Linked DNA regions of Homo sapiens: all the other regions are linked to region 1. The links are chromatin loops, found by intact Hi-C in ENCODE. Cell type or tissue: endothelial cell of umbilical vein. All regions are shown on one strand. Each heading gives the region's core, and the rest is flanking DNA. Links, peaks and the distances in the headings are about the cores only.

Region 1 (10,190 bases), core at 554-3,053:
AATGAGATTATGAACTTAGGACCTGGAGGCCTGAGCTGGAGAGTTCAGTGTTACATAAAGAAAAGACACAGAAGTAGCTCGTGGGGTGAGAGGATGCCAAAAGGACAAGGACTTTTCCTTCCTAGCATCCCTCTAGCCCAGGGGTGCCATCTCTCTGGGGAGGAAAAATTAGTCACTGTAATTGCACATATTGCTTGTGGGAGTAGACAAACTAGGGACTAAAGCACCAAAGTAGTGGGCCTCAATTAGGGGATGCTGGCAATGTCTGAAGACATTTTTGGTTGTCACAACTGGGTGAGGTAGTGCTACTAGCATCCAAAGGCAGAGGCCAGGGATGCTGCTCAGTATCCTACAATGCACAGGACAGCCTTGCACAACTAAGAAATATCCAGCCCCAAATGCAGAGGTTGAGAACCCCTGTGCTGGAGTGACGGAGAGGGAATCCAGCTAGGATGCTGGTAGATGACCAGCTGGAGACGGAGCGTGGCAGTGGTGGGGAGGGAAGGGGCAAGTATTTCATGGGCTTAGTCTAGAGGGACTTCACATTAGCAGTCCTCAGAAGGTGAAAGTTGGTTGTTGAGTGGGGGTGCATGGAGCAAGAAAGTTATTTATTTTATGCATAAAGCACATACAGTGCATAAGGACATAGACAGCATTTCTGGGGTATTCAAGTTTCATGGGGATTGGTGGGGTGCTTGGGAAAATAATGTCTAAAAAGGCTCCTTAGGAGGTGATAATAAGAAAAAAAAAGGTTGAGAAACACTGATTAGACTCTAGAAATTCACCCACTTTCCCCAGCTGCATCCAGGATTCACATGGTGGGATCTTTCTAAGAAACAAATCTATGGCAGTGACTCCATGGCTATGACTGGTTTCTTATTGCCTTCAGGATAAAATAGAAATATCCTTGTATTTTAAGGCACCTCTTTTTTTTTTTTTTTTTTTTTATTTATTTATTTATTTTTTTTTTTTTTCTTTTTAGAGGGAGTCTCGCTGTGTCGCCCAGGCTGGAGTACAATGGTGCAATCTCGGTGCTCTGCAACCTCCCCCTCCCGAGTTGAAGCATTTCTCCCACCTCAGCCTCCAAAGTAGCTGGAATTACAGGCATGCACCACCATGCCTGGCTAATTTTTGTATTTTTGTAGAGATGACGTTTCACCATGTTGGTCAGGCTGGTCTTAAACTCCTGACCTTAGGTGATCCGCCTGCCTCGGCCTCCCAAAAGGCACACTTTCAATCTGGCTCCTGCCACATTCTACCTAACATTCCTAGTGTCAGCCATAGTGAATCACTGATAGCTGTTCCCAACCCACTGAGCTTTTTCTCTGCAGGCCTGCATCACCCGCTCCTGCCCCTTCCCCTGACACCCCTCAAGTGGCTAACTGCTACTCCTTCTCAGCTCCTCCACGAGGTCTGCCCTAACTTCCTCAACACTGGGCTGCTTACCCCTTTTCTGCACTTCCCCTAGCATAGGATGTATCTTACTCCTATTGTAGCATTGTTCCCACTTTGCTATAATAATTTACTTCCTTGTCCGTAAGGAACTCTTAGGCAGGCTTCTATGCCTAGCACAATGCCTGGTGCATACTGAAACCTCAATAAATATTGGTTAAAACCATAAGATAATTTGCACTCATTATCTCCTTTCATCCACTTAACCTCCTTTGAGATAGCTATGATTATCCTTATCTTGTAGAAAAGTGCATGGATTTCTCAGTTGAGGAATGGGTATAACCTTCTTCTATGCCCTCTTCTGGGTCCTAAACCTTATCTAGACCTATGGCCAGAAAAGAGAATGAGCAGGCTTCCCCCAGGAGCTGTTACCAGTAGAAAGAGCATAACTTAGAAATGAGTCACAGAAAAAACAAAGAGTAAAGACAGAAAGTGAGTCAGGGATAAGGGTTTTATAAATACAAGTGTTTCCCATTCTGACATCTATAGGATAAACCAAAGGCAGCACCTAGCTCTCCAGGAAACAGTTTGAAACCCATTGCCTTAAAGTCCTAGAGCTAAGATATGCATTTTCAATAGAGTGACCCCAAACTGGACTTTCTGGCACCATTACTGAAAGGGTCACTGGCTCAGTTACAGAATCCACAGGGTATGATAATAGTTGAGATGGAAGTCCTCAGGGTGCAGTTTGAAGCATAGACCTTGAGAACCTGGAGATCAGCGGGAAGGTCAGGACCCAAGGCACAGTTCAGGAGTCATCATTAGTACATAGGGCCTATGTTACAGGTGGTCTTTGAAGCTGTGAGAGTGAATGAAATTAGAGAGGGATAAAAGTGTGGAGTGGAAACACGGCTGAGTATGGAAAGTGCCAAATAATCTCCCACTGTCTTGCATTTTCAGTTACTTTTTTAATCTATAGCTTATCTTCTCAATTAGTTTACAGACTCCTTGGTGTTGGGGACAGCTTTAGGTACTTTAAAAAATTTTAAAGATGCTTAAGAATTTAATTAACAAATTAATTAAACCTTTTCCCTCCATCATTAAACTTCTGGAAATAGCTGTAAACCAAAAATAAAATTCTAAACCTTCTGACCATGTGAATGGCCTCATCCTCTCAGTAAGGGCATTCCAAAGTTAACCTGAAAAACTAGTTCAGGCCATGATGGGAAGGGAGGGTCAGACATGCCTCATTGTACCTTCCTCCCTTTTAGAAATACTGATAGAACAGACTCTTTAAGTCTGATAAGAAACATTTTTACAATCTATTCTCTCTGAAGCTTGCTACCTGGGGGCTTCATCTGTATGATAAAACCTTGGTCTCCACAATCCCTTATCTTAACCCAGACATTCCTAAGTCTTTAGACAATAACTTAACTCTTTCAACCAATTGCCAATCAGAAAATCTTCTAATCTACCTATGACCTGGAAACCCCCTGCTTCCAGTTGTCCCACCTTTCCAGACTGAACCAGTGTACATCTTACATGTGTTTGATTGATGTTTCATGCTTCCCTAAAATGTATGAAACCAAGCTGTACCCCAAGCACCTTGGACACATATTCTCAGGATCTTCTGAGGGCTGTATCTTGGGCCATTGGTCACTCATATTTGGCTCAGAATAAATCTCTTCAAATACTCTACAGAGTTTGACTCTTTGTCACCACAGCTTTCCTTTTGTCTTTACTTCCTTTAGTTTTAACTATTTGGGTTCTGCCAGCATCACAGGACTGAAATGTCTCTTTGGCAAGTTGCCTATAACTTCTGCATTGCCAAATCTACTGGCCTGTTCTCAAGTCACCTTCCGCAATCTCTGTAGCAATCAGCACTACTAGTTCCTCTCATTCACTGAACAGTTGCCATCCCTGTCTTTCATATCACTGTGTTCTCTTGGTTCTTTCTCAGACTTCTTTGCTGAATATTACTTTCAGCCTCCCTTCCTGGCTCCTTTTCCTCTCTTGGTCCCCTAAAAGAAGATTATTGTTCAAATTTCTCCTTGTCCCTCTCCTCTATTTTTTCAGGTTCTACCTTGACAGTCTCATCCATGGTCTCAGCTGTGGCTTCTAGGATGATGACTCAAGCCCTGATGTCTTTCCTGATCATTTTGGGCCTGATTCTCTGGAACTGCGGGAGGAAGCTGAATGCTGGTCCACCTTTTAACAATGTGGCCAGCAGCCCTGGGTTGATACTGGAAGCAAACATTAGTCTGGTAAACTACACAAGGACAAAGGTAGAACAGGACACACAGGGGTAACACTGACCTTAGAGGGGTGTTATGGACTGAATATTTGTGTTCTGCTCAAAATTCGTATGTTGAAACATATGTCTATCTCATGATTTCGCTCCCCTCTAATGTAATGGTAGTAGAAAGTGGGGTCTTTGGAAGGTATTTAGGATTAGACGAGGTTACAAGATGGAGCCTTCATGCATGGGATTAGTGTCCTTAAAGAGAGTCCTGAGAGAGCTTGCTTCCTCTTTCTGCCACGTGAGGACACAGGGAGAATACTGCTGTCTATGAACCAGAAAATAAGCCCTCTCTAGACACCTTATCTGCTGACACCTTGATCTTGGCCTTCCCAGCCTCTAGAACTGTGAGAAATAAAATGTCTGTTGCTTAAGCCACCCAGTCTGTGGTGTCTGGTTATAGCAGCCTGAGCTGACTACAACAAGGGACAGTCAGCCAGGACACAAACTTGAAGGACTGGAGCAAAGATGGGAAGAGAAAGAGATGCCAGGTGCAGGTGGGTCTGCTGTCAGTTCAGGATTTCTCTCCTGGACCCTGAGTTCCCGCCATGGCATAGCTCTTACCTGGATTTGTGTACTACTTATAGGGTCACGAACAGTACATCTGTACTGATTTCCAGACCACATTTCCATGAGGCCTTGCCAGATCCTTCCACTGGGACCTCCTGGCTCCTTCCTCCAAGCTCACTTGACTTTTGTTCTCCAGGGTTCTGCACTTGGCTCACATCTTTGCGTTTCCTTTTTCACTTTGCTGGGTGATCTCATCCACTCCCATGGCTTGAGATACTATTTTTAGGCTGGCAACTCCCAAATATGTATCTCTAGCCTAAACTCCAGACCTGTAAGTCTACCTATAAATTAAATAAGAACCTAAAAATCAATATACCCCCAACTGAAGCTATTCTCTTCTCCCCAAGCTGACTCTGTTCTGTCTCCTGTGTTCTCACTGCTGGATAATAACACCAATGTCCATCCAAGCTAGAAACCACCGCATCATCCTTGACTCATCAACCTTTCTCCGTGTGTGAGTCAATTTGCCTCTTAATCATCTGTCAATTTATTCACACTTTTCCTTCTCCATTGCCAATTTCTTGGCGGCTCTTTATCATTTTTCACCTGGATATTCCAGTCGTTTATCAACCAGTCACTTGTGTCCAGTTTCACAACCTCCCAATCAGTCCTCCAATGCCATTATACAATTTTCTTTAGAGTAGGAAGCTGATGATGTTACTCCATAGTTCAGTGACTTCTCATTGTCTCCTACCAGATAAAATCTAGACACAATTCTTGACATATACTCCTCTTTCTCTATGTAGGCTTATTTACAGACATTTTCCTAGTAGTACTTCATACCTTTGGTACAAATAGTGTTAGTCTCCATAATTGACCATGCTGTTTCACAATTCCACACCCTTGCACATGTGTGCTCACTACCTGGAATGCCCCTTCCCTTTATTCTGGTGGATTAAGTCGTTCAAGCCCCAGTCCCTCCATCATCTTCTCTTTGAGGCCTTCTCTTTTCTTTTTTTTTTCTCCATCTCTTCTTCTTTTACATCCATTGTATATACCTGTTTTCCAGCATTAGCGGGCTAAATTCTAATTCCTTGTTTAGGTTTTTATCTTGCCGTCTAAATTCTGAGTTCTTCAAGGACAGGGGCCTTATCTCATGATTTCACTCCCCTCTGCAGCTAGCACAATGCTTCTAAAACTGTATTCCTTGGATTGCTAGTCTTATTGTTACAGGTAGTTAGACAGGCAAGAGTGGAGCAGGAAAAGGATCTTCTTCCCCCACCCACTAGGAATGTCAGATGATGGTTCGACAATTATCACACTGACTCTCTCAGGAAGAGACAAGCTCCTGCTGATCCACAGCTGTTAACATTACAGTGTTAATTGCATGCAGACACCTGGGAAAAACAACTTCCTGGGAATACGCATTAAAAGACAAAATGGAGTATGACCTTCCAGGGGCACACCACTGGAGAAGGGAAGAGAGCCTCAGACGTGCATGCTTACAACTTCCTAAACATACTGCGCACGCTTAATTCCCAAGGGTAAGGCAGGCACTGTGCACGCGGGCCGCCCACCCGAAGGAAAGAATCACCCTAAGGGAAAAGGGTACAAGATGGCAGCCTATAAAGTCCCAGGGTCAAGGTTAAACACTGCACTTGTTCTCCAAGGCACCCACTGGATCTCTTCCACGTGTTCTTTCCTTTCTTTCCTCTTCTAAAGCATTTTTAATAAACTTCCACTTCTACTTTGAAACTTGCCTTGGTCTCTTTTCTTGCCTTATGCCCCTCAGTTGAATTCTTTCTTCTGAAGAGGCAAGAATTGAGGTTGCTGTAGACCTGTACGGATTTGCCGCTGGTAACTGAGATACCTTCCACCAGTCACACTATGAGTTATTTTAAAAGGTATTCTTGAAATGAGAATCTGTGGTCAAATAAATTTTGGAAAAACTGCATATTCACATTACCTGTGAGCTCAGAGAAGTCTTTCAGCAGAAACCTGTTTAATCTGGTTTAACTCTGTCCCTTCCAAACCCAAGGTCAGGGAAAGACCCTTAAGCAGATCCTTACAACGTATGTGCAAGAAGCAAAGGTAGAGATGCGCCCAGACAAAGGGTGATGTGGGAAAACAGAGAAGGGGCTGCCCCAGGGTCCAGGGGTTCTGGAAGCATTTTTGGAAAAAAATGATCTCCATCACTCACAAGAAGATAATGGCCAATTTAACCCTCAGAAAGAAAACTTCCTAGTTTTCTAATGTCTCCAGGGACTAAACTTCAGGATTGAATGTAACTATCCAAGGGTTTTATTACCCAGGAAGGTCAAGTCTTCAGGATGTTTTCTTCTCTTATTCATTCCTGTGGTCAGACTCAACTTTGAACTGGTCTACTCCACAGATGAACCACATCCTTCAACTCACTTAACAGCATCTATTATCCTATTGTTGCTTATATTTTTCTGGTTATGTCCTAATGATCTCCAGCCACAATACCGGAGGGCAGCCACTGGTCATTTACGCTGTCATCTCATGGACTCTAAGAGGCCCAAGCACATAGTGAGACTCAACAAATGTTTATTAAATGCAGTGAACACGAGCATAATCTAATTCTTCCTATTTGCCTTGAGGTGGCAGAGATGCAAATGTGGTGACCCAGAGCCTGAACTTGGGCACTTGGAGCTCATGTGGAGCATTTTCTGCAGTGGCTGAGGCTGAGCTGGGCAGAACTTTTCTTCGCTGCCTCTATCTAGAAGAAAGGAAATTAACTAGTCCTACTGAACTCCCAGACCTGTGGAGAGGAGAAAGGGGCAAGGCAGCAGAAAGGGGCAAGGCAGCGTCTCTGACTTGGATATCCAGCACATTCCCCCAGAGACAGCCATTTGTTTTGTAAACCAAAGGGTGTCTGAGACAAGTCTCAATCAATTTAGAAAGCTTATTTTGCCAAGGCTGGGAGTGGTGGATCACACCTGTAATCCCAACATTTTGGAAAGCTGAGTTGGGCGGATCACCTGAGGTCAGGAGTTTGAGACCAGCCTGGCCAACATAGTGAAACCCCATCTCTACTAAAAATACAAAAATTAGCTGGTGGTGGGCACCTGTAATCTCAGCTACCCGGGAGGCTGAAGCAGGAGAATTCCTTGAACCTGGGAGGCGGAGGTTGCAGTGAGCCGAGATTGCGCCGTTGCACTCCAGCCTGGGCGACAGGGCAAGACTCTGTCTCAAAAAAAAAAACAAAACAAAAAACAAGTTTATTTTGCTAAGATGAAGGACACCCCATGGCACAGCCCCAGGAGGTGCTGACAACATGTGCGTAAGGTGGTCGGTGTACAGCTTGCTTTTATACATTTTAGGGAGACAGGAGACATCACTCAATACATGTAAGATTTACATTGCTTTGATCTGGAAGGGCAAGACAACTCAAAGGGAGAGGGGCAGCTTCCAGGTCATAGGTAAATTTAAGCGTATTCTGACTGGTGATTGGTTGAAAGAGTTACTCTCAGTATTATTATCAGTAGAAAGGAATGTCTGGGTTATGATAAGGGGTTGTGGAGACCAAGGTTTTATCATGCAGATGAAGCCTTCAAGTAACAGGCCTCCGAGAGAATAGACTATAAAGGTTTCTTGTCAGACTTCAGGTTTGTGTTGATACTAATACTGGAGGGGTACAATGAGGCACGTCTGGCCTCCACTTTACATCATGGCCTGAACTTGTCTTTCAGCTTAAATTTTAGAGGGCCCTGAGGGGTGAGTTTTATTTTTGGTTTGCAGTTTTACGGACACTGGGCTATATTTCCCATTTTGCATAGAGGCAGGCACCACATAGAGACTAAGAGCAAGCACTGTGTTCAATGTACGGACTGGAATCCTTGCTTCACTACTTGCTCGCTTTGTGATTCTAGGCAAATTTCTTGACCTCTCTGTGCCTAAGTTTTCTCATCTGTAAAATGGGGGGTGATAATCACAGTACCCCTTCCTCCTAGGATTCTTATGAAAATTAAATGAGTTGCTATTCATGTAGAATTTAGAAGCAAGTGCTATTTAAGTGTGTGAAAGGAAAATAAATTTTGGGACCCCCAAATCACAAAGCCAAAGGGAAAAGCCAAGCTGGGAACTGCTTAGAGCAAACCTGCCTCTCGTTCTATTCCTAAAAAAAGATACCTGCTAAGATAAAAAAAGCTACATACCTTCCTCACAGGGAAATTCCCTGTGGACAAAGGACAGACAGAACTCAAAGTCACCCCTCTGCTCATGGAGGTAAATGCATAGCTGATTGTTTCCTTTGGAAAGGCTAATCAGAAATTCCAAAGATTGCAACCATTTGTCTCTTACCAACCCATGACCTGGAATCCCTCTCCTCGCTTGGAGTTGTCCCGCCTTTCCAGACAGAACCAATGTACATGTTACGTATATTGATTGATGTCTCATGTCTTCCTAAAATGTATAAAACCCAGATGTGCCCCGACCACCTCGTCGTCAGGACCTCCTGAGGAAGTGTCATGGGTATGTGTCCTTAATTCTGGCAAAATAAACTTCCTAAATTGACTGAGACCTGTCTCAGATAGTTGGGGTTCACAAGTGTTTGTGAAATCACTCAATCAATGTTAGTTGCTATGTTGGGGCAGATCTAGAATAAGACCATGGATAATGTGTGAGGCCGTTCTTGCATTGCTATGAAGAAATGCCTGTGATGGGAATTTATAAGAAGAGAGGTTTAATTGGCTCACCATAGCTCTGCAGGCTGTACAGAAAACAGTGTCAGCATTTGCTCGGCTTCAGGAGGCCTCAGGGAGCTTTTACTCATGGCAGAAGATGAAACAGGGGCAGGCCTATCACATGGAGAAAGCAGGACAGAGAGAAAGAGAGAGAGTGAGAAAGAGAGAGACAGAGAGACGGTTCCACACACTTTTAAATTACCAGATCTAGCCAGGAACCCATCACAAAGACAGCACCAAGCCATGACCCAAACACCTCCCACCAGGCCCCACCTCCAGCATTAGGGATTATAATTCAACAGGAGATTTGGATGGGGTCAAATATTCAAACTCTGTCAGATAATTACCTGCGAGCACAAATTATCTATATTGCCGGCACCTACTGTTTAAAAATAGTAATAAGAGCTGCTGCTTTCACATCTGATTCCATCCTAAACATTAACTAGAAGGTGGGCATTATTTCCATGTTTTATTGAGTAAACAGGCTCAGAGGTTAACATGCTCAGTGCTGCACAGTTGCATATTAGGTGGCAGAGCCAGGTTCCAAATTCATGCCTGTCCCACTGCCAAGCCCAATACCTTTCCATCAAGGACACTTTCTTTTTTTTCCCCCATGGGGAAAGTTTGGTTTAGAGGCAACCCAGTACATCCCCATGACTTACTTGTTGGCAAGTGGTTCATAAACCACTTACATCACACAATTCATATCATATCCAACCTGTGTGTTCAGAATTAATTAGTATTTATTATAAAAGTTAAACTGATATGCAACATTTGTTTTTAAACAAAAAAAAATTAATAGCAAGTCTCTTTCCTTCTTCACCTTTTCCATCCCCACTAGTTCCTAAAGTCTTAGGGAACATCAAAAATCATCTGTTCATTTGTAAACATATTTTTTAAAAATAGTATTTAGAAATGAGATTATACACTGTTTGGTATCTTCTTTGGATTATTTAACATTTATCTAAGCTATTTTAAATCCAAGCACTCATTCTTAGAATCGTCTTATATTTGTTGGGATGTTTTGGTTGAAAGTCTACTGATGGCACTTACAGCTCAGGGTCACAGCCTGTATGTATAACCAGAGCCTGTGGGCTCATTGTGCCTCGCATTTTCATCTAAGAAAGGTCCTTATCATATTCTATGTGCATCAGATACCTCCTCAGATCAGAGCAGGGGTCTGTGGCTAGAATTATAAAATCTTTTTTGTCTATCTGGGCTTTTTCAAAACAAAGCCTTCAATATTCAACATAGCTCTCAAACTCCCATCTTCACTCCCAGCC
Region 2 (10,190 bases), core at 4,952-7,451, 130 kb before region 1:
ATTTCATGAACCAGCCTAGAAACCCAACAACTTTTATAACACTCTTGTTTTTTGTTAAGGAAACTGCACTCTGAGTTGCAAAGAACTTTTGCCCTGAGAATCGTCTGTGAACCGTGTCTGCTTATGCCTCAGTGTTTTATTCTGTTCTCTGTCTTCTTCTTCTCCAATGCCTTAGCTATAACCTGGGCAGTGGTGTGGCATCCATCATGGTGAATGGCTCCTTCAACGATGGTCGGTGGCACCGAGTTAAGGCCGTTAGGTGAGTCCCTCCCGCAGCATGAGGCAGAGCCAGAGCTGAGCAGTGGTGGGATGTGGTGTCCAGTTCCCTTGTAGTCCCACTGTCCTGTTCCCCAACTTTGCCTGGCATCCTAGTTACCCCTGATCCAGGGCATTCAGGGAATTTTCTACCAATTCCCGCTGTGCCCTACATTGACACTATCAGGCCAGGGAAACTGAACCCCCAAACCTTCATTAAGCAGTAACCTTCTGGAGAAGAAACCTTTTGATGGCTGATCTGGAAGAACCTTGAGAGTTCAGTGTATGTGGACTTTAAAGAATGTTTGGGCCGGGCATGGTGGCTGACACCTGGAATACCAGCACTTGGGGAGGCCGAGGTGGGTGGATCACCTGAGCTCAGGAGTTTGAAACCAGCCTGAGTTACATGGCGAAACCCTGTCTCTACAAAAAATACAAAAATTGGCTGGATGTGGTGGCACACGCCTGTAATCCTAACTACTCGGGAGGCTGAGGTGGGAGGACCGCTTAAGCCTGGGAGGTGGAGGTAGCAGGATCATGCCATTGCACTCCAGCCTGGGTGACAGAGTGAGACCCCATCTCAAAAAAAAAAAAAGACTTTCAAATCTCATTGTACAGGCAATCCTCCCCCCTCCCTCTGGCTTTTTTTTGTTTGTTTTGTTTTGAGACAGGTTCTCGCTCTGTCACCTAGGCTGGAGTACAGTGGTGTCATCATGGCTCAGTGCAGCCTCGCTTGACCTCCCAGGCTCAGGCAGTCCTCCCACTTCAGCCTCTTGAGTAGCTGGGACCACAGGTGTGCACCATCTGCCTTGCTATGTTGCCAGGGCTGGTCTCAACCTCCTGGCCTCAAGTGATTCTCCCACCTTGGCCTCCCAAAGTGTTGGGATTACAGGCATGAGCCACTGCACCTGGCCACTTTTTTTTTTTTTACACATTACCTAAACCTTAGAACCTGACTGTATTTCACTCAGCCCCAATTACATATCTCCCCCATCACAGAGGTAATCACCATCCTGACTTCTGATTAACTTTGGATGAATCATTCCTTTGCTCTTCTTTATATAATAGTTTTACTATTAATACCTTTGTCCATATTTCTAACAACATATTTTCAGAAACGAAATAGCAGGCTGAAACTTAGAAATGTCAATCTCGCAAGTTAGATGAAGGTCCCAGGAGAAGATAAGCTGAAATGAAGGTCTGGTTGGGGTTCCCTGAGAATTTATCATAACCCTTTCTGGGGAAGCCAGTGGGTAAAGTCATGAGTGAGGCCTGGGAAACATGGCGCCCACCATGGCTACTTTCCTACTCAGCTCCCATATAGGCTGCAATGGGGAGAGACTTGCTGGGCCCCCAACCCCTGGCTGCTGGGCCCCCAACCCCTGGCTGCTGGGCCCCCAACCCTGGCTGTTGGGCCTGCCTTTGAAACCCTAGAGGAAATGGGGATACAGAGGCAGATCTGTGCCTCTCAGCTTCCCAGATGGTCTAGAAAGCCCTTGAGACAGAGGTTGATTTTGATGAAGTCTCAACTCTAACTTTCTGAAAAAAGAAATGTTGTCCCATCATGAATATCCACATGCTTGGATTTCAAATAGTTTCTAGACTACAAGTTAAAAATTCAGAGCCCAGCCTAACTCCAAAATACTCCAAACTCTATGGCTTCTAACTTCTTCATTTCTGCCTCTTACCCATCTTTAAAGGGGCTTGGCCAGAGACATCCAAAGGAATATGAAATGCTTGAGCTCTTTACCTCTAACCACACTTGATCCCTACAAATCCCCACCCTGGGAACATCAGGGAACAACACCCTTCTCCCAGTTTCCTTGGGTGGAGATCATTGGTAGAATACTCACACATTGTGGAATAATTTTTAAGCCTTCCCAGTTGTTGTTGGGGTTTGATTATGTGTATCAAGATACACTCTGGTGAGGATACCAGGCACTTCCTAGACATCTAAGGAAACTGATGTTAAATGATCTTCCCCTAGACTATACAACTGTTTGTGGGAAAAGCCAAGATTAGAATCCCAGCTCAAAGCCCTTTCCATCCTACCCCATGATGAAACCCACCCAAAGCTAGGATTTCAGATGTTTGGGAGGGATAAGGCAGTGGAATGTTCTACAGGAAGAATTTCACATGTCAGAGTGTCAAGCTGGGCACCATGCAGATGGCTTAGCAGACTTGGCTTTTCCTGTTGGCATCATGGATACCTCTGCTGGTGGGTCTTAGGTTGCAATGAGGGCTGAACAGAAGGAGTCGAGCCCAGGAACTAGATGAATGGGAGGATTCCAGCAGATACTGTGAGTTGTGAGCAGACAGGCCTAGAAGGGAAGAGTTCTCAGGGGGAACTGGGTCAAGGCCATGGATATCAATTATGGCAAGAAGGATTGAGCAGATACCTTAATTCTCTGTAGCAGGCTCCAGGGTTAGAGATAGGAGTGTCAATGAAAAGGAGATTGCCCAGGGGGCCTTGCTTTGGACAGTGTCTTGCTCTGGGGCATCCTGCTCTTGCAGGCATTAATCCCAGCAGAAAAGAGAAAATAAATTCCAGTTTATTAAACATCTCCAGTTGCCAGGTACTTTTCATACTTTGTCTCAATATTCACAGCAACTTAGGTTTTATAATCTTCATTTTATGGATAAAAATGATAATGATATTGATAACAATAACAACACACTCCTCTACCAGTCTTTATAGAGCAAGATGTGTATCAGGTATCATGCCCTGTGCTTTGTACGCATAACATCTGATCTCCACAATAATCTCGGGAGATGGGCATAGCTATTCCCATCTTAGGTGAGGATGCTGAAGCTCCACAGATTCACTGTTCATTCATCATCTGGGATGAGCCTTATATCATTCCAGACACAGGAGATACCTCATTGAAGAAAATTAACATCCTTGCCTTGATGGTCTTGCATTCTAATGGGAAGCAACAGACAATAAGTAATAAACATGATAAAGAAGCATGTTATTATGCTAGAAGGTGATGCCACATTTTTTCAAATCTAAGATGCCATTGATTATAAGGTATATCTTCATTTTAGATATAAAAAATGAAAAACTCTTAGACTTTATGAACTAGAGTAAGTAGAAAAAAATGGAATATTTTAGAGTAATTAATTTTTTTTTTTAAAGGCAGGGCAAGCAAGGCAAGCTGTTGCGGGTTCTGCCTGTCACAGCATTCAGATACAGGATTCTAAGAAAGCACTTCCCAAATGGGAAGTTTGTGGTCTCAAAGATGGGGACAGAACAAGAGAAAGTTCTGTAAATCTCTAGAAGAGTTGCTATCAAGAAGTGAAGCCTGAGTGAGTCCACCCCCTAGTGCTATAGAAGCAAATGTATTTGCTTGAACAAGGCTCATGGGGCTGGATAGGTTTGAAAAATAGCTTTGAAAACTACAAAGCCCTTGCCACCAATGAACACCTCCCTCTTCCTGTCGTCAGAGTCACTTTAGGGCTCTGTGGGTCCTTTAGAAACTTCTGAGCCACTGGCCGGGTGCAGTGGCTCACGCCTGTAATCCCAGCACTTTGGGAGGCCGAGGAGGGCGGATCACTAGGTCAGGAGATCGAGACCATCCTGGCTAACGTGGTGAAACCCCGTCTCTACTAAAAAAAATACAAAAAATTAGCCGGGCGAGGTGGCGGGCGCCTGTAGTCCCAGCTACTCGGGAGGCTGAGGCAGGAGAATGGCGTGAACCCCGGGGGGCGGAGCCTGCAGTGAGCCGAGATCGCGCCACTGCACTCCAGCCTGGGCGACAGCGGGACTCCGTCTCAAAAAATAAAATAAAATAAAATAAACAGAAACTTCTGAGCCAGTCTTCCCATCGAATGATCTTATACCTACAAAAACTGCTTCATTGGCTTCTCATTGTACTTAGAATCCCAGCTCCCCATGGCTTCCCATGCCTCGCCACAAGCTCTCCTCCCCTGGGCTTCACCTGAAATTTCTTCCCTGGCCCGCTGTCACCTTCAGGATAAATTCTCAACTCCTTACAAGCGGTTGACCGTTTGCTTGGGGCTTCACCTTTCCCAGCCCCAGTGTTCTGTGAGTTCCATCTGTGCTAACCCCTGCTCTTTCTCTTTGCTGTTGTTGCTTTCTCTGTTTGCATAGCCTTCTCCTTCACTTGACTTACCTACCCAGCCTACAAGACTCATTTTGGACAGAATCTCCTCTGAGCAGCTTTTTCTGACCATCTCTCTAATAACTGTCCTCTCTCTAGTCTAAGTTAGGCGCTGCTCCTCTGGTGTAATTCCACAGCACCCTTGTGGTCTTCGCCGTGGAGTGCTGGCACTGTGTTGTCATTCACAGTTTGACTTTTTGTCTTCCTCAGTAGACCACAGGCTCCTGAGGGCCACACATTTGCTTTTTGCTTTGATTTCTGCAGCCCCATCATTTAGCACAGTACCTGGCACATAGTGTGTCCTTTAATACATTTGTATTGAAATGAATGAATGATTGAATGAACTCCAAAAATGCCAGGCTTTTTGTTCTTTTTTGTTTTGGTGTTTTGCAGGGATGGCCAGTCAGGAAAGATAACCGTGGATGACTATGGAGCCAGAACAGGCAAATCCCCAGGCATGATGCGGCAGCTTAACATCAATGGAGCTCTGTATGTGGGTAAGTGACCGACCCTCGACCAAAGCAAAATTAGGCCAGTGCTTTTCTTGTTAGTCTTCCATTTGCTGTGCCGAGGCTATGTACTTTGCTGGATCAAATACCTGTAAATCAGGAAGCCCTCCAGATATTCCATTCCTTCATTTTCTGAACTGCTGACTCATGGCTGAGGGGGCAGGAAGGGCTCCCTTCGATGCTTTTATGCTTTGGACAGATCCACCAGGAAAACCAGGCTTTTCTTGTTTATAGAACAGGAACCTGCTAAATATAGCTCCATGAGTTCTCTCTGACAAAACGGGACCTGTCTTTCTTTCCCCTTGCAGAATAGAATGACTAGTATTTCTGTAAATGGCTTATTATAATTAATTCACTAGTGCAGACACATAAAAATGAAAAGCTATTTTTATCTATATGATATTTTCTATTGAAAGCATTCGACATCAGTGCATTTGTTTTGGTTTAAGATGACATCACTTCTAACTACACACTGCATTCTGTTGACATTATACCACACTTCAAAATTTACTAGACACTATTTGGTCTCAAGGTGGTCAGTTGGGCCAGAAATCACACATGAGGAATGAATTTATAGCTTTTGATTGTGTAAAAACTGATCCAAGTCAATCTGTTCCTTCAAGGATAATTATAAAATTGAGAGAGGTGAGGTACTGAGCAGCTCAAGGGGCCCACAGCCCTCACATGTCCCATGAATCAAGGGATGCCTTGGCCAGCAGCCATTCAAGTGCCCCAAACTGGAACCCCGACCTTGCCCTGCGGACACCTGTCCTTTGGCTCACCTCATCTCCCTCTTGCTTCCTGGCAGGTGGAATGAAGGAAATTGCTCTGCACACTAACAGGCAATATATGAGAGGGCTCGTGGGCTGTATCTCTCACTTCACCCTGTCCACCGATTACCACATTTCCCTCGTGGAAGATGCCGTGGATGGGAAAAACATCAACACTTGTGGAGCCAAGTAACACCAGCTGGCCTTGTCCAAGGGACAGAGCCTTCTATTCTGAGAATCCCAGGGGCCCTCAGACCCTGCCTGATGCTATATGCAGAGGCCCAGGGACCAGGTGTGTTTCCTCTCACCAAGAAGAAAGTACACACTGATGAGAAACTGAGAACCAAGACAGGCATCCCTGGGTGGCCTTTCCTGCTGACACTCCACGAGCTGACCCAGCAGAATTCTCTGTGTAGGAAGCATCGGACTTTGTCCATTGAATATGTAGCGGCTGCCAGAGATCACACATCAATGCAAATTCCAGAGCCTGTCTGCTATAGCTCAGTGACTGTGTTGTGATTCATAGTACATTAAAAAGAGAGAGAGAGAGAAAGAATCCCACAGGGCACTATTAAAATACTTCTCTCCTTCCCTGACTCATGACACTCTTCCTGACAGCAGAATGACTGTGTGACCTTGAACTTCACATTTCCCACATTGGCCCTTGGATTGTTCGGATTAACCCCTTCCACTCCTCACTGGCTGGTTCACTGTGTTCTGACTAGTCCATAAAAATAAAGATGGAAGGAGATCAAACACAGAATCATAATCATAATGCGGCCCCCTTCCCCAGAGCTTACCTCGAATGTGAAATCCCTACTTCTTATAATGCAGAGTTAAGGAGCTGAGCCCCCATGATTTTGTAGCTGTACTTTTGTATGTGTATATTTTTATAGCTGCAGATTGTCCACACAGTATACTTTTGGAAGTTTGGGTGGATGACTCTGAATTCTTGCACACCTTTCCTAAAAATTTCTCCCAAGAGAGACTTGTTTGGGCCTTTTGTGGTGTCAGTGGAATGGATAGGTAACTTGGGTGGGCAACTTGGGGAGCTGACCATTCTCTTTTGGTAAATGTTGACGGCTCAAGAGGATGAATATGAAGCTTTCCAAGATAAGCAGATTAAAAGGAACATGTGTTACCGAGGTAGGTCACTGTCATTTTTGTTTTAAGAGTTGGGGGGAGTATCTATAGTAAACTTGAATAAAGGGGACAAAGCTAGAACTTATTCATTCATTCATTCACTTATGGAGTTGTTACTGATTTTGCGGAGGTCAGGTTCATACCAATGGACACTAATACAATCAGTGTTCCCAAGGCTGTGCAGGGGTGGGGGGACATGCTGTCAGGATGGTCTGAGCATCTGGGTGAGAACCAGAGAAACAGGACTTCTTCCTTCTGTACCATGAGCTGTGTCCCTTTACTATGCAAGCACATGACCCCAGAGACAGCTGGTTCACTGGCAGATCCCCATGATGGACTTACTAAGGGAAAGGTGAGATGAACACTGCCCCCAAGGAGGGGGTGAAATATGATCTAACTTATGCAAGAGCCTATAATTAGTCCCAGTCTCGACTCTACATTTGTTTGTGCAGCATTCATTCAGCAAAGACTTTTGGGGTTTGTGCAAGGCACAGTTTTAAGCACATAATGTAATTCTAAAAGATGAATAAACTAGAGAGGTTCACTTTGTGCCCCAATCTCCTGTCTTTGGGAAGCTTTGATGGCCAGGATCCTTTCTCCCAGAGGAATCATGGTTATCATCATCATCATCATCATCATCCACTCCTAGACACATAATCTTATATGAGTGCAGTCCGGAGAAAGGCCACATGGTAGAAAGTGGGTCCTCCACTTCCCAGACACCCTTGCCTCAACACCTCTTCCTTTGATACTGCTGGGGCCAGTGCTTCCCAAGATGTCATGGAGTTGCTTTTACAGGCCATTTTGATGGATTCCCTCCAGCCATACATATCATTGTGATCTTAGGCCATTCAGCTGAATTGAAGCTAGAAGAGCTGTTGCTAATGAGTTGTTGTTCCACGAAAGTGTTATCCAGAGAAAAATGCAATGACCCAGGGATGCAGGCCTGGGAGTAGAACCATTTGCCTCTGGGTGGGAAGCAGATGAGGCTAAGGGGAGAAGAGTGACGTGATGACAGGGTCAGGGGAGTAGGGATCTGACAGGTGAGAGAGCAGCAGAGTGGAGGGACCCAGGAGGAGCTGGTGACCTGGGAGGCTCAGGGTCAGAGGACAGGGTAAGAGACAGTGTATCCCATGTGGGCTCCTGGGTGTCCTGTTGTCTCTCTATGTGTATCTGCTGTCATGGCCACAATAATGCTGCATAACAAAAATCACAAAACTGCAATGGCATGCAGCAACGAGTGTTTATTCCTCATGCGCCTTAAGTGGTCAGCTTGGCAGCTCTGCCAGTCTTGGTTGGGCTTGACTAGGTGGATCTTCCGGTGTCCGTTGGACTTGCTCACACGTGTCAGGGTTGCTAATTCAGGACAGCCTTGGCTGGGTTGGTGAGGTGGCTTGTGTCTGCTCCGTGTGTTTCTTGTCCTCCTCCTGGGCTAATGGGCTGGCCTGAGCATGCCCTTCTCCTAACAATGGGGGAGGGCACGAGCACGAGAGTAAAGGTGGAAGGCCTTTCACAGCCTCGGCTTGGCACTGCCACACCCCAGTCATCTGTGGATTCAAGAGAGGAAGAAACGGGCCGGCCCCCACGTGACATATGGGCTCTTCTCCAGCATGAGAGAACTACCAAGCTGCCCGGTGGAGGGCATGGACTCAGGAGCAGTGGAAAAGCGTCACTGCTGATGCAATCGGTCTACCCCAGCAAGTCCTACGTCATTCACAGCAGGGTGCAGTAGGGAGGCCGTGACCCCCTGGCCATAGGTCTTCTCCGACCTTCTTTAACCCTTGGGGCTGGAGGCGAGGTCCATGATGTTCTCAGTGCCCAGCCAGGCCAGGCCTGATGCGAGCAGCACCCGCCCTCCCCCATCGCAATGCGGTGCCCTCTCTTCCCCTTGCCCTCCTTCCACATGCTCCCTGACACTTGGCAGCTGGCCCCGTTGCTGTTCTGAGGAGGAGGGACTGGACCGGCTGGAAGATGGGATCTGTGCCTGGCTTTTGGGTAGCCGCTGTGGGGAGAGCATGTTGAAGGCTGGCCAGGCTCTTGGCTGAAGAGAAAGGTTTGGGGTGTCGCCAGGGAGCTCAGAGGCTAACAGCAGTCCCTGTCCTAGGGAGGAAGGATGGAGTGGGGCACGGGATCCTGAAAAGCTTTTCTCCCACAATCAGGGTCTGAGGAAATTCCCCGGAACCTCCCACATGTTCGAAGCAAGGGTGACCGGGTGTGGGGTGAGGATGTCCTTGCTTTTCCTATTAAGATGGCCTCCCATAACCCTGCATGTTCCTGGAGGCCCCACCTCAGGATTTCTCTCAGGAAGGTCTGTGGGGGTCTTCTGTGTCCCCCTTCTGCGGCTGCCCAGGCAGCTGCCCCGGCCTGCCCGCCGCTCTGAAGGCCGTGCCACTCTCCCACCCTGGTATTTGTCTTTCATTTCCTGACCCAGTCCTGCTCCCTTCTCCCGGCCCTCCAACACAAACAGGCCGGCTGGTGTCCACACACAGACTGCCCTGCTGGCACGGGCACTGGCGCTTTCCTGCTGCTGCCCCCTCTCCTTCCTCCCTGCCCACCTCCTCCCCTGGCCCTGCAGGAGCTGCTACCCCCTCCCTGCGTGGGAGGAAGGAGCTCGGAAAAGCGCCCGGAGTTGGAGCTGGCAGGCCCAGGGCTTTCCACTTGGAGGAAACGCTGCATTTTTCACCTTTAACCCAGAAAAATATGGTTCTCAGAAAGCTTGTTTTTAGCACTGTGAGTTCCCAAAGGAGGAAGAATAGGCAGTAGGGGGGCCCCCAGCCTCTCTGAGCTCCGACAGCAACCCCCACCCCAGAAGGCCGTTCTTCCTGGGAGGGAATGACCGAGGGGCAGCCTGCAGAGGCCCAGCTCCGAGAAAATAAAGGCAGAGAATTCCAGCTCCAAGCGGAAAGACAATACTTTAGGAGAGGAGCCTGGACAAGGCATGAGCCGCTTCCCACCTCCTCCCTGCCTCTTCCAGCTCCTGCCCAGTCCAGGAACGCATAGTAGTTGCCCTTGGAGCTGGGGGTCAGTCCGGGCGTGCCCACCACCGCCCAGACCCTTAGCTGAGAAGGGGGTAAGATTAGCTTATCAAAGGCGGGAACGACGTTCTCCAGCACTTTCTCCCTGCAGTGGGGAGAGAGCTGCCAGCATGGAATCAAAATTAGAATCTGAAATCAGGGGTCGTACAGCTTTAGCCCACTCCCACGTTATTTGTCAACATGGAGATGTGGGTCGTCCGACGGTATCCGAACTAGGGACTTATCCGGCACACGCTAAACAGAGAAGGGAAATGTAAGCAGCCCTACCTCAACCATTGTGAGGCCAGAAGTCCCAGGGCTGCCGGCATTTAAGCTGGTGGGTCCCGTGGAAGTGACAGGCTGCCGTAAGGAAGT
Region 3 (10,190 bases), core at 4,372-6,871, 180 kb after region 1:
TTTTCTTGTTTCTCTTAATTTTAAAAATAAATCTGTTTAAAGCAAAAATCATGACAGGAATCTATAATATAGGTATATATAATTCATAAAACAACTATAACACAAAGAGGGGTAAGGGGTGGAGACGACCCTGTGTATTTGCAAATTTTTCATGTTTTAAGCAGTGTTATTCTGTTACCATGTTAAATGTGAAAAGTTAAGGATATATTTTGTAATCACTATTCAGCTACTAAAAGAAAATGTGGATGCCAGGTACGATGGCACACGCCTATAATCCTAGCACTTGGGAGGCCAAGGCAGTTGGATTACTTGAGCCCAGGAGTTCAAGACCAGCATGGGCAACATAGCAAAACCCTATCTCTACAAAAAGTACAAAAATTAGCTGAGCATTGTGGCACATGCACCTGTAGTCTCAGCTACTCGGGAGGCTGAGGTGGGAGGATCGCCTGAGCCCACGAGGTCAAGGTTGCATTGAGCCAAGATTGTGTCACTGCACTCCAGCCTGGGCAACAGAATAAGACCCTGTCTCAAAAAAAAAAAAAAAAAGCAAAGATGCATAGCTGTAAAGCCAATAAGAAAATGTAAATGAAATTTAGAATATTCAAATAATTTGTAAAGGCAAGAAATGAAGAACATAGGCTAAAACACCACCATAAATAAATGCAATTATTATTTGTCAACTTATATACATAGTACAAATATATACTCTCCACATACACACACACAACTAAAAAAAATTGCAAAAAAACTCAGAGGAGACAAGTAAAACACAAATAATAAAATGGTAGACTTACCCAAACATATCAATAATTACATTAGATATTAATGGATTAAACAATTCAGTCAGAAGGCAGCAATAGTCAGAATGCAGTTTATAAACTAACAAGAGACACACTGTAATTCTTAAGACACAGATATGCTCTAGGTAAATGAATGAAAAATATATATACTATTCAAATGAAAAGCATGAAAAGGTTCATGTGGCTATACTATCCTCAGGCAAAATAGATTTCAAAATCTCAAAATTGTGTCTCCTAAAAAGATATCCTAACCCCTGGTAACCATGAATGTGACCTTATTTAGAAATCAGATCTTTACTGAGGTAATCAAATTTTGCTGAGGTCATGGTGGATTGGGGTGGGCCCTAATCCAATGATTGGTGTCTTTATAAGAAGGGAAAAATATGGCCACACAGACACAGAGGTACACAGGGTGAGGAAGGTTATGTAATGATGGAGGCAGAGATTAGATTGATATATCTACAAGCCAAAGAGCACCAAGGATTACAGGTAACAGCTGAATTCTGGAAGAGGCGAGGAAGGATTTTTCCCTAGAGCCTTCGGAGGGAGAATGGCCTTGCTGATACCCAGATTTCTGTCCTCCAGACTGAAAGAGAATTTCTTTTGACTTAAACCACCCTCTATGTACTTTTTAATAGAAGCCCTAGGAAACAAATACACAAGACAAAAAAATTAACAGAAATAAAGAGTGGTATTATAATATTATATTATAATAAAAGGGTCAATTCATCAGGAAGACATAACAATCATAAAGTTTATGCAACTCACAGAAGAATTTCAAAGTACAGGAGGTAAAAACAGACATAATTACAGGAAGAAATCGACAATGCCACAGTCTTGGTGATTTTATGAGTCTTTTCTCAGCAATTAATTGGATAACTAGACAAAAAAAATCAGCAAAGACATAGAAGATCTGAGAAAAACACTACCAACCACATAAATATATAGAGGAAATAACAGTTGTTACTCTTGGAACATTCTTTTCTGCTTTCCACAGTTTTCCTGATGTCCTCAATTATAGTCTTGGTCTTTCTTCTGATATGCAACATATTTACCTTCTTTCCCCCTCAAATTGTGGTTGCAAATGTTTTTAATTTGCTTTTTAAAATATATATCTTATATCTTTTATGTGTTTTTTTAACCCTTTCTTCTTGGCTAATCATTTTAAAGTCCTTTTTTCTTATCAATATATATCTTTCAGCTATTTCTTTCTTCTGTTTTTTAAAAAATTCACACTTCTTTTGTAGATTTCTGGTTTTCTTAAAATGGTAATAGCAAACACTTCTACGAGCTCTTAATATGTTGTCATTAATCATTTACCACAATGCTCTGAAGTAAGCACTATTATTATCCCCACTTTAAAGATGAAAACATTGAAGCACAGAAAAGTTAAGTAACTTGCCCTAAGTTATACAGACAGAGTATGGTGAAGCCAGACTCTAACCAGGAGTTGGATTCCAGTGCCTATGCTCTTAACTATTGGGGTATGGAGTCTGCCTCTTTAGATTGTCAAGTGAAATATTTTGGTTCCTGTTTTTGTAGCTTCTTTTTAATTTTCTCTTTCAAAGCCTTTTTCATTTTCAAAGGCTTTGAGCGTTCTGTCAGTTATACCATTATGCATCACTTTCTGAAGGGAATGCGTTCTGAGAAACATTGTTAGGTGATATTGTATGAGCATCATGGAGTGTACTTACACAAACCTAGACAGTAGAGTCTACCACAGGCCTACTCTACCTGTTATAGCCTATTGCTCCTAGGATACAAAGCTGTACAGCATCTTGCTGTGCAGAATACTGGAGGCAACTGTAACATAATGGTAAGTATTTGTGTATCTAAATATAGAAAGGTACAGTAAAAATACAGTATAAGAGATAAAGAGTGCTACATCTATACAGGGCACTTAACATGCATGGAGCTTGCAGGACTGGAAGTTGCCCTGGGTGAGTCAGTGAGTGAGTGATGAATAAATGTAAAGGCTTAGGATATTATTGTACACTACTGGAGACTTTATAAACATGATACACTTAGCCTTCACTAAATTCATGAAAAAGAAAGTAATTGTGGTATGACATTATGATGCCTATAAAATTGCTAGGCATTAGGAAATTTTCAGCTCCAATATAATCTTATAGGACCACCCTTGTATATGTGGTCTGTCATTTAATGAAACATTGATATGCAGTGCATGAATGTATTATTCTTTATCAAATTACTTCTTCTTGCTAACTCCTTTATCATCATGAAAATGTTTTTTCTTTCTAAGCCTCCTGGAACTTGTGAATGGGATTTTATAAGGCAGTCTTTGCATATTGCTTAAGTTCAGGGTCTTGAGACAGGAAGATTATCCTATTTTATCTGAGTGGGACCTAAATACAATCATATGTATCCTTAAAAGAGAGGAAGAGGGAGATTTGACACATACATGCAGGGCAAAGCAATGTGAAGACAGAGCAGAGAGAGATTTGGAGATGCTGACTTTGTAGTTTGGAGTGATTTGGCCACAAGCCAAGGAATGTTGGCAGCTACTAGAAGCTGGAAGAGGCAAGAAACAGATTCTCCCCAAGAGCATCCAGAGGCAGGGAAGCCCTGCGGACACCACCTAGTGTTGGTGTTGATTCTACCCAGGGATACTGATTTCAGACTCCTGGACTCCAGAACTGTGAGAAAATAAATTTCTGATCTTTTAAGCCACACAGTTTGTAGTAATTTGTTATACCAGCCATAGGAAATGAATTCGCCCCTCCTCTACTAGCTGCACTATTAAAACCTACTTCTTGTTGCCTTCTTTTCATGAAGAAGAGAGATAATTTTGTTCTTTCATTTAAAAAAATATTGATTATAAGCCTACTGTGTGCTAGTCTCTGGGCATAAACATGTGAAATAGACAATGTCTTTATTCTGACAGAGCTTGGGTCAATGTTGAGCAGTGCTGAGTAGGGTAATGTCAAACAAAATGCAATAAATTATGTGTTATGAGACTGAGAAAGGATATGGGGTCACACAGGAGGGGTATGAACTTGAAAGGACTAAGGGTGGCTTCCTCGAGGAGGTGGCATTTAAACTGAGACCTACACAAAAAGTAACTGTGAGCCAGGCAAAGAGTGGTGGTGTTCCAGACACAGGCAATAGCACGTGCAAAGGCAGTGGTCAGTTCATCTCTTAGGTCCTTTGCACCTCAAGACACCCTTTTTTCCTTCAGTTAATTCATAAAGCTTATAACGTATTTTCTTCTTAACCTGTGCTTAGTAGCACAGGTTAAGCTACTTTAGCTATTTTCAGGTCCCTAATCTGAAAATTTGAAATTCAAAGTGCTTCAAAATCCACAACTTTTTGAGCATCAACATGATGCTACAAGTGGAAAATTTCACATGTAAATAACACAAACTTTGTATTGTACATACATTTTATATAAAATTACCTTCAGGCTATGTGTACCAGGTGTATATAAAACAAGTGAATTTTGTGTTTAGACTTGGATTCTTTCCCCAAGATATCTCATTATGTACAGGCAAATATTCCAAAATCTGAAAAAAAGCCAAAGTCTGAAATAACTTCTAGTCTTGAACATTTTGGATGAGGGATACTCACCTGTATTTTATTCATGTTTACTAACAATCCAATGATAAAAGGTAATTTAAAAGTAACCAGTTTCCTTGCATTTTCTTCTTATATCTATCAGTAGATCAGCAGCTGAGAGTTGCAGATGGGAGATTTAGTTTCCATTTCCTTCTCACACACACCCACATTCATAAAGTGGCCTCCCCACAGTTGATGAGTTTCCTGATATTAATAGAATACATGGGGCATAACAAACATGAACTTACTTGCAGAAGTATACAGTGTGGCCAGAATGAATGTCACACTTACTCTCACCCAACCCCTAAATATGACTTTCAGAAACTGACTTAATTTTCAATGTTTCTAAAGACCCAGGAAAGCCACTGGGTAATTTTTCTGTCTCAATGAAAAAGGTATCAGCCACCTCTAAAACTCATGACTTCACCATTCTGCTAGATTGTTAACTCATTGTGGGCAGGAATTGACTTACTCAATTTCCTTCATATCTGGCCCTGGCTCTTGGGCCAGAAACCGCACACAGGAGTTGAAGAAAAACTGTGTATCAACAATTTTTTTCTTGTCTTTATCAAAAGAGAAGCTCATGTTTGGTTCTATGTCCCACAAAGCTCTTAGTTAATAGGGGTCCTTTACCAATGTCAACTAAGATATTTGAAAGTTTGTTCACTATCTTCATCAACATCCACTATGATTAGTTTTATGTTTAAAGAGCAACATCAAAAATGTGGATACTAAACCTTGTGTGAGCTTTGAACTTGCCAATCAGCTTTGAAGGTCAGAGGAAGTAGTTTGATAATAATGAGATCAAGAATTAAAAAATATTTTTAAGCTTTCTCTCAGAATTGAAGGCAGTAGGGGAGGGATACAGAAGTTCCGGAAATGGCTGACTGTGTAGACAAGATGGTGTGGTTTCAGAGTACAGCTGAATATATACAGCCAACCCCTTTTTTCCTCCTCCATTTAACAAACATTTGGTTGGCTGAGTTATAGAGCTTCCAGCTCTGCTTCAGAAGGTCTTTGTTTATCTTTGCAAGGACAATTAAGTGGCAGGAATGTGTAATATAGTGAAGCACTGCCAACACAAACAGTTCTCTTAAAACGTTATGTAGAAGTGGCTATTGTTGCTGGTGCTTCTGCAAGAGGCAGAAACCACTTGCTAATAGCTTAATTCTATTTCTCTGCAGACAAGCTGATCCTATTGCAGAAGAGGGACTATGTGGTCTGCTGGTTAGAGAGATGTACTGGAAGCCAGAATGGGCCCATATTTTACAACATAGCTGAGTAACTGACTCACTCTGTAACCCAGGGTTACATCTCTCAATCTCATGAGGCTTGTTGTCCATCCAGCTGGAAAATTTGGTAAGATGTTAGGCTGGACTGAAAATCATTTGTGGTGCAGCTGAGTTGCTTTTCCACAGGGACAGGATGAGACTGACAGGCCTGACTGAATAACAAAGCCCCGTGGACTGTGATTGGTAAAGGTAAGCCTCGCAAGATGCAAAGGGAGTCCAGGATGGTGAGAATATTCTATGAAGGACAGAGTCTTCTTTGCTGAATCAACAAATGCGTACTTCTAGTCTCTGTCCCCATTCAGCCTCACTCAGTAATCATATTTCTCTGTGAAATAGATATTGCCTGGATCAAGATCCCCAGCTCACCACTACAGAGTGACCGGGCTTAGGAAGGACAGTATTCTTCAGTTTCTGATATCTTCTTTGCTACAAGGATCTGCAAAGTTGGCAGATTTTAGGGTCAGGCTAGCTATGCTGATACAGGGATGAGCTGAGGAGAAGAGGAGCAAGCCATTTGCCTGCTTTCCAAAGTGGAAAGAGTTTACAAAAAACACATGCGCCTAAACGTAAAGATGATTGATTGAAAACTGGTAGGTTCAAAGAGAAAACAATTTGAGGAAGGGAATGTTTCTCCTCATAGGAAATTGACAGTTGGTGTTGCCTTTGGGTTTGTAAAGACACTAGAAGGTGTTCTAAGGATGGTGGCTTCCGATCCAGGGTCTGGAATTTATAATATTTTGGTAGGGCAGGATTGGCCTTTGAAGGTGAGACTTCAGCTAAAACCTACAAAAGTCCCAATAGGTGATATGTACTTTACTCTTCACCATCAAGGGAATTTCCAAAGAGCCTGGGAAACTGATAATTTTGCTTGAATTGGCTCTTGCATTCACAAGGCCAATAATGGTTGGTTTGTGTTTAAAGTACCTTTTGGCTAGGCTAAACCTAAACAGGTCAAAGGAGAATTATTTTGGAGCAAATGCAACATTAAGTGGGGGCCAAAAATCATAGGACAGCTGTGGATATTTGTTGTGAGAACTGTCGTTTACAATCTGCAGGCACCAACTGACAGAGTTGCGCATATTTATCTCCTCATCTTATCACAGATGAAAACTGTCATCTCTATAAGAGTGCCTAAAAAGGCACTGTGTACCGATGTGAAATCTGGCCTCTGGTTGCAGGACCTCATTCAATGTTTGAAGCCCTTTATGTCCACCATAGGAAGGGTATTTGGTTCTACCATTACTTTTAAAGAATCAAGAGGAAAACATTGCCAGCATCCTGGAATAATAAAAATTAAGAATGAGACTAAGAGGATAAATTCAGAGGAAGCCAAAGGAATAAATCCTTAAAAGTAGTATTTTGAGCCTAACTTACTTTATTAGAGAGATTGGGATGGCATTAGAGGACTTCCTAAGAAGCCTGCACTCACATAACTGACAGTCACCTGCCACTCACTCATTGATTTAGCAAGTTTTCATTTATTGCCATCTACTTGCATAGCACTGCCATAGGCACTGCACAGGATTTGAAGATGACAGACAGCATGGCAATCTGAAATGCATAAGGTTTGAACATATGCATAAAGTATCTATGATGCATGATTATATATACATATATAATATTATATATAACTTAGTGTATATACAGACTAAGGAATTCAGAGCAATATGTTATGAGCATTTTGTTCTTAAAAAGAGAGATTTAAATGAGATATTTTTAAAAAGATTTATTTAAATGATATTAAAGTGGAAAGACTAGAGAAATAACATTCATGACAAAAAGAATAGCATAAATAAGAGGGCAGAGGGCTGGGAATGCAAGATATGTTGGATAGATAGTTGGTTCTATGTACAGGAAGATCCATTAGGGAAATGTGAGACACAGGATTTGTAAGAAGCTTTGAATAATAGACTTCCTCCTATAGGCAATGGGAATAATTGAGTGTTTGAGTCATTCATTGATTAATTCAACTACCATTGATGGAGTACCTTACATGTCTCAGATCCTTTGCTAGGCTTTGGACACGTTTTTAAAAAAGCAAAAATGTGTCCCTGCCTTCAATGCACTTATGTTCTAGTAGAAAAACATTTTGTAAACAAATAATTGGTCAAAAGTGGTATAATAGAGGTATACCTTTGATATGGTTTGGCTGTGTCCCCACCCAAATCTCATCTTGTAGCTCCCATAATTCCCACAAGTCGTGGGAGGGACCTGGTGGGGGATTATTGAATCATGGGGTTGGGTCTTTCCCATGCTGTTCTTGGGATAGTGAATAAGATCTGATGGTTTTATAAAGGTTTTCTGATGGTTTTCTTCACCTTCTACCATGATTGTGAGGCTTCCCCAGCCATATGGAACTTGAGGCCATTAAACCTCTTTCCTTTATAAATTACCATGTCTCAGGTATGTCTCTATTAGTAGCATGAGAACAGACTAATACAGTTAATTGGCACCAGGTAGTGGGGTGCTTCTGTAAAGATATCCAAAAATGTGAAAGTGGATTTGGAACTTGGTAACAGGCAGAGGTTGGAACAGTTTGGAGGGCTCAGAAGACAGAGAGATGTGGGAAAGTTTGGAACCTCCTAGTGACTTGTTGAATGACTTTGACCAAAATGCTAATAGTGATATGGACAATAAAGTCCAGGCTGAGGTGGTCTCACAAGAAGATGAGGAACTTTTTGGGAACTAGAGCAAAGGTGACTCTTGCTGTTATTTAGCAAAGAGACTGGTGGTATTCTAACCCTGCCCTAGAGATTTGTGGAACTTTGAACTTGAGGGAGATGATTTAGGGCAACTGGTGGAAGAAATTTCTAAGCAGCAAAGCATTCAAGAGGTGACTTGTGTGCTGTTAAAAGCATTCAGTTTTATGTATTCACCAAGATATGGTTTGGAATTGGAACTTATGTTTAAAAGGGAAGCAGAGCATAAAAGTTCAGAAAATTTGCAGCCTGACAATACTATAGAAAAGAATAACCCATTTTCTGTGGAGAAATTCAAGCAGGCTGCAGAAATTTGCAAAAGTAACAAGGAGCCAAATGTTACTTACCAAGACAATGGGGAAAATGTCTCCAGGGCGTCAAAGACCTTCACAGCAGCCCCTCTCATTACAGGCCCAGAGGCCTAGGAGGAAAAAAATGGTTTCATAGGCCAGGCCCAAGGCCCTCCTACTCTTGCAGCCTAGGGATTTGAGGCCCTGCCTCCCAGGTGCTCCAGCTGTGGCAAAAAGGGGCCAAGATACAGCTCAAGCCATGACTTCAAGCCATGACTTCAGAGGGTGCAAGACCCAAGCCTTGGCAGCTTCCACATGGTGTTGAGCTTGTGAGTGTGCAGAAGTCAAGAATTGAGGTTTGGGAACCCTTGCCTAGATTTCAGAGGATGCATGGAAATGCCTGGATGTCCAGGCATAAGTTGGCTGCAGGGGTGGAACCCTCACGGAGAACCTCTGTAGGGCAGTGTGGAAGGGAAATGTGGGGTAGGAGCCTCCACAGTGAGTCCCCACTGGGGCACTGCCTAGTGGAGCTGTGAGAAGAGGGCCTTCATCCTCCAGACCCAAGAATGGTAGATCCACCAACAGCTTGCACTGCGTGCCTGAAAATGCCACAGAGGCTCAATGCCAGCCCATGAAAGCAGCTGGGAGGGAGGCTATACCCTGAAAATCCATCAGGGTCAGAGCTGCCCAAGACCGTGGGAACCCACCTCTTGCATCAGCGTGACCCGGATGTGAGACATGGAGTCAAATGAGATCATTTTGGAGCTTTAAGATTTGACTGCTGTGTTGGATTTTGGACTTGCATGGGGCCTGTAGCCCCTTTGTTTTGGCCAGTTTCTCCCATATGGAATGGGTGTATTTACCCAATGCATGCATCCCCATTTATCTAGGAAGTAACTAACTTGCTTTCGATTTTACAGGCTCACAGACAGAAGGCACTTGCCTTGTCTCAGATTATACTTTGGACTGTGGACTTTTGAGTTAATGTTGAAATGGGTTAAGACTTTGGGGGATTGTTGGGAAGGCATGATTGGTTTTGAAACGTGAGGACATGAAATTTGGGAGGGGCCAGGTGTGGAATGATATGGTTTGGCTGTGCCCCACCCAAATCTCATCTTGAATTGTAGCTCCCATAATTCCCACCTATTGTGGGAGGGACCCAGTGAGAGGTAATTGAATCATGGCAGTGGGTCTTTCCTGTGCTGTTCTCATGACAGTGAATAAGTCTCATGAGATCTGATTATTTTATAAAGAGGAGTTCCCCTACACAAGCTCTCTCTTGCCTGCTGCCATGTAAGATGTCCCTTTGCTCTTCTTTCATCTTCCACCATTATTGTGAGGCCTCCCAGCCATGTGGAACTGTGACTCCATTAAACCTGTTTCCTTTATAAATTACCCAGTCTTAGGAATGTCTTAATAGCAGCATGAGAACAGGCTAATACAACCCTTAAGCTGAAGATAAGAATGATGAATAAATATTAAAGTCTAGTTAGTTGAGTTGTTTATCACTGTTGTATGGATCAGCAATTATGA

Evidence for each region. Hi-C counts contacts between places; a loop is a spot of excess contacts. Peaks named below come from ENCODE experiments on the same cell type or tissue, not always from the same donor. Only the 100,000 strongest peaks of a DNase experiment are listed, where the experiment ranks them.
Region 2: it touches region 1 in a loop (6-fold over the local background); 3 of 110 quality-filtered maps call a loop at or near these places.
Region 3: a loop joins it to region 1, with 2.8 times the contacts of the local background. A loop is called at or near these places in 3 of 110 quality-filtered maps.

The regions. Positions count from the first base shown.
Region 1 is chr5:38,597,286-38,607,475 of GRCh38, forward strand. All of the region lies in intron 2 of LIFR-AS1 (LIFR antisense RNA 1), which reads left to right. It also overlaps a transcript of LIFR not described here. Among named protein-coding and RNA genes, the nearest start is that of MIR3650, 45 kb to the left of the region's middle. In endothelial cell of umbilical vein, for the core only: no CTCF peak of the experiment used is centred there; a DNase peak (open chromatin) is centred at 1,846; H3K27ac peaks cover 1,015 bases.
Region 2 is chr5:38,458,136-38,468,325 of GRCh38, forward strand. EGFLAM (EGF like, fibronectin type III and laminin G domains) reads left to right here. Exons shown (of 22, transcript NM_152403.4): 20 at 176-259; 21 at 4,773-4,876; 22 at 5,697-7,345. The coding sequence ends at 5,851. It overlaps EGFLAM-AS5 (EGFLAM antisense RNA 5), which reads right to left. Exons shown (of 2, transcript NR_199676.1): 1 at 10,104-10,190. Among named protein-coding and RNA genes, the nearest start is that of EGFLAM-AS5, 5.1 kb to the right of the region's middle. RefSeq lists enhancers at 4,956-6,155, 8,131-9,330. In endothelial cell of umbilical vein, for the core only: no CTCF peak of the experiment used is centred there; DNase peaks (open chromatin) are centred at 5,086 and 6,226; H3K27ac peaks cover 2,237 bases.
Region 3 is chr5:38,777,790-38,787,979 of GRCh38, forward strand. The region is part of intron 2 of OSMR-DT (OSMR divergent transcript); the gene reads right to left. LOC107986414 (a long non-coding RNA gene) reads left to right here and starts at 5,506. Exons shown (of 2, transcript XR_007058740.1): 1 at 5,506-5,735. In endothelial cell of umbilical vein, for the core only: no CTCF peak of the experiment used is centred there; a DNase peak (open chromatin) is centred at 5,412; H3K27ac peaks cover 1,169 bases.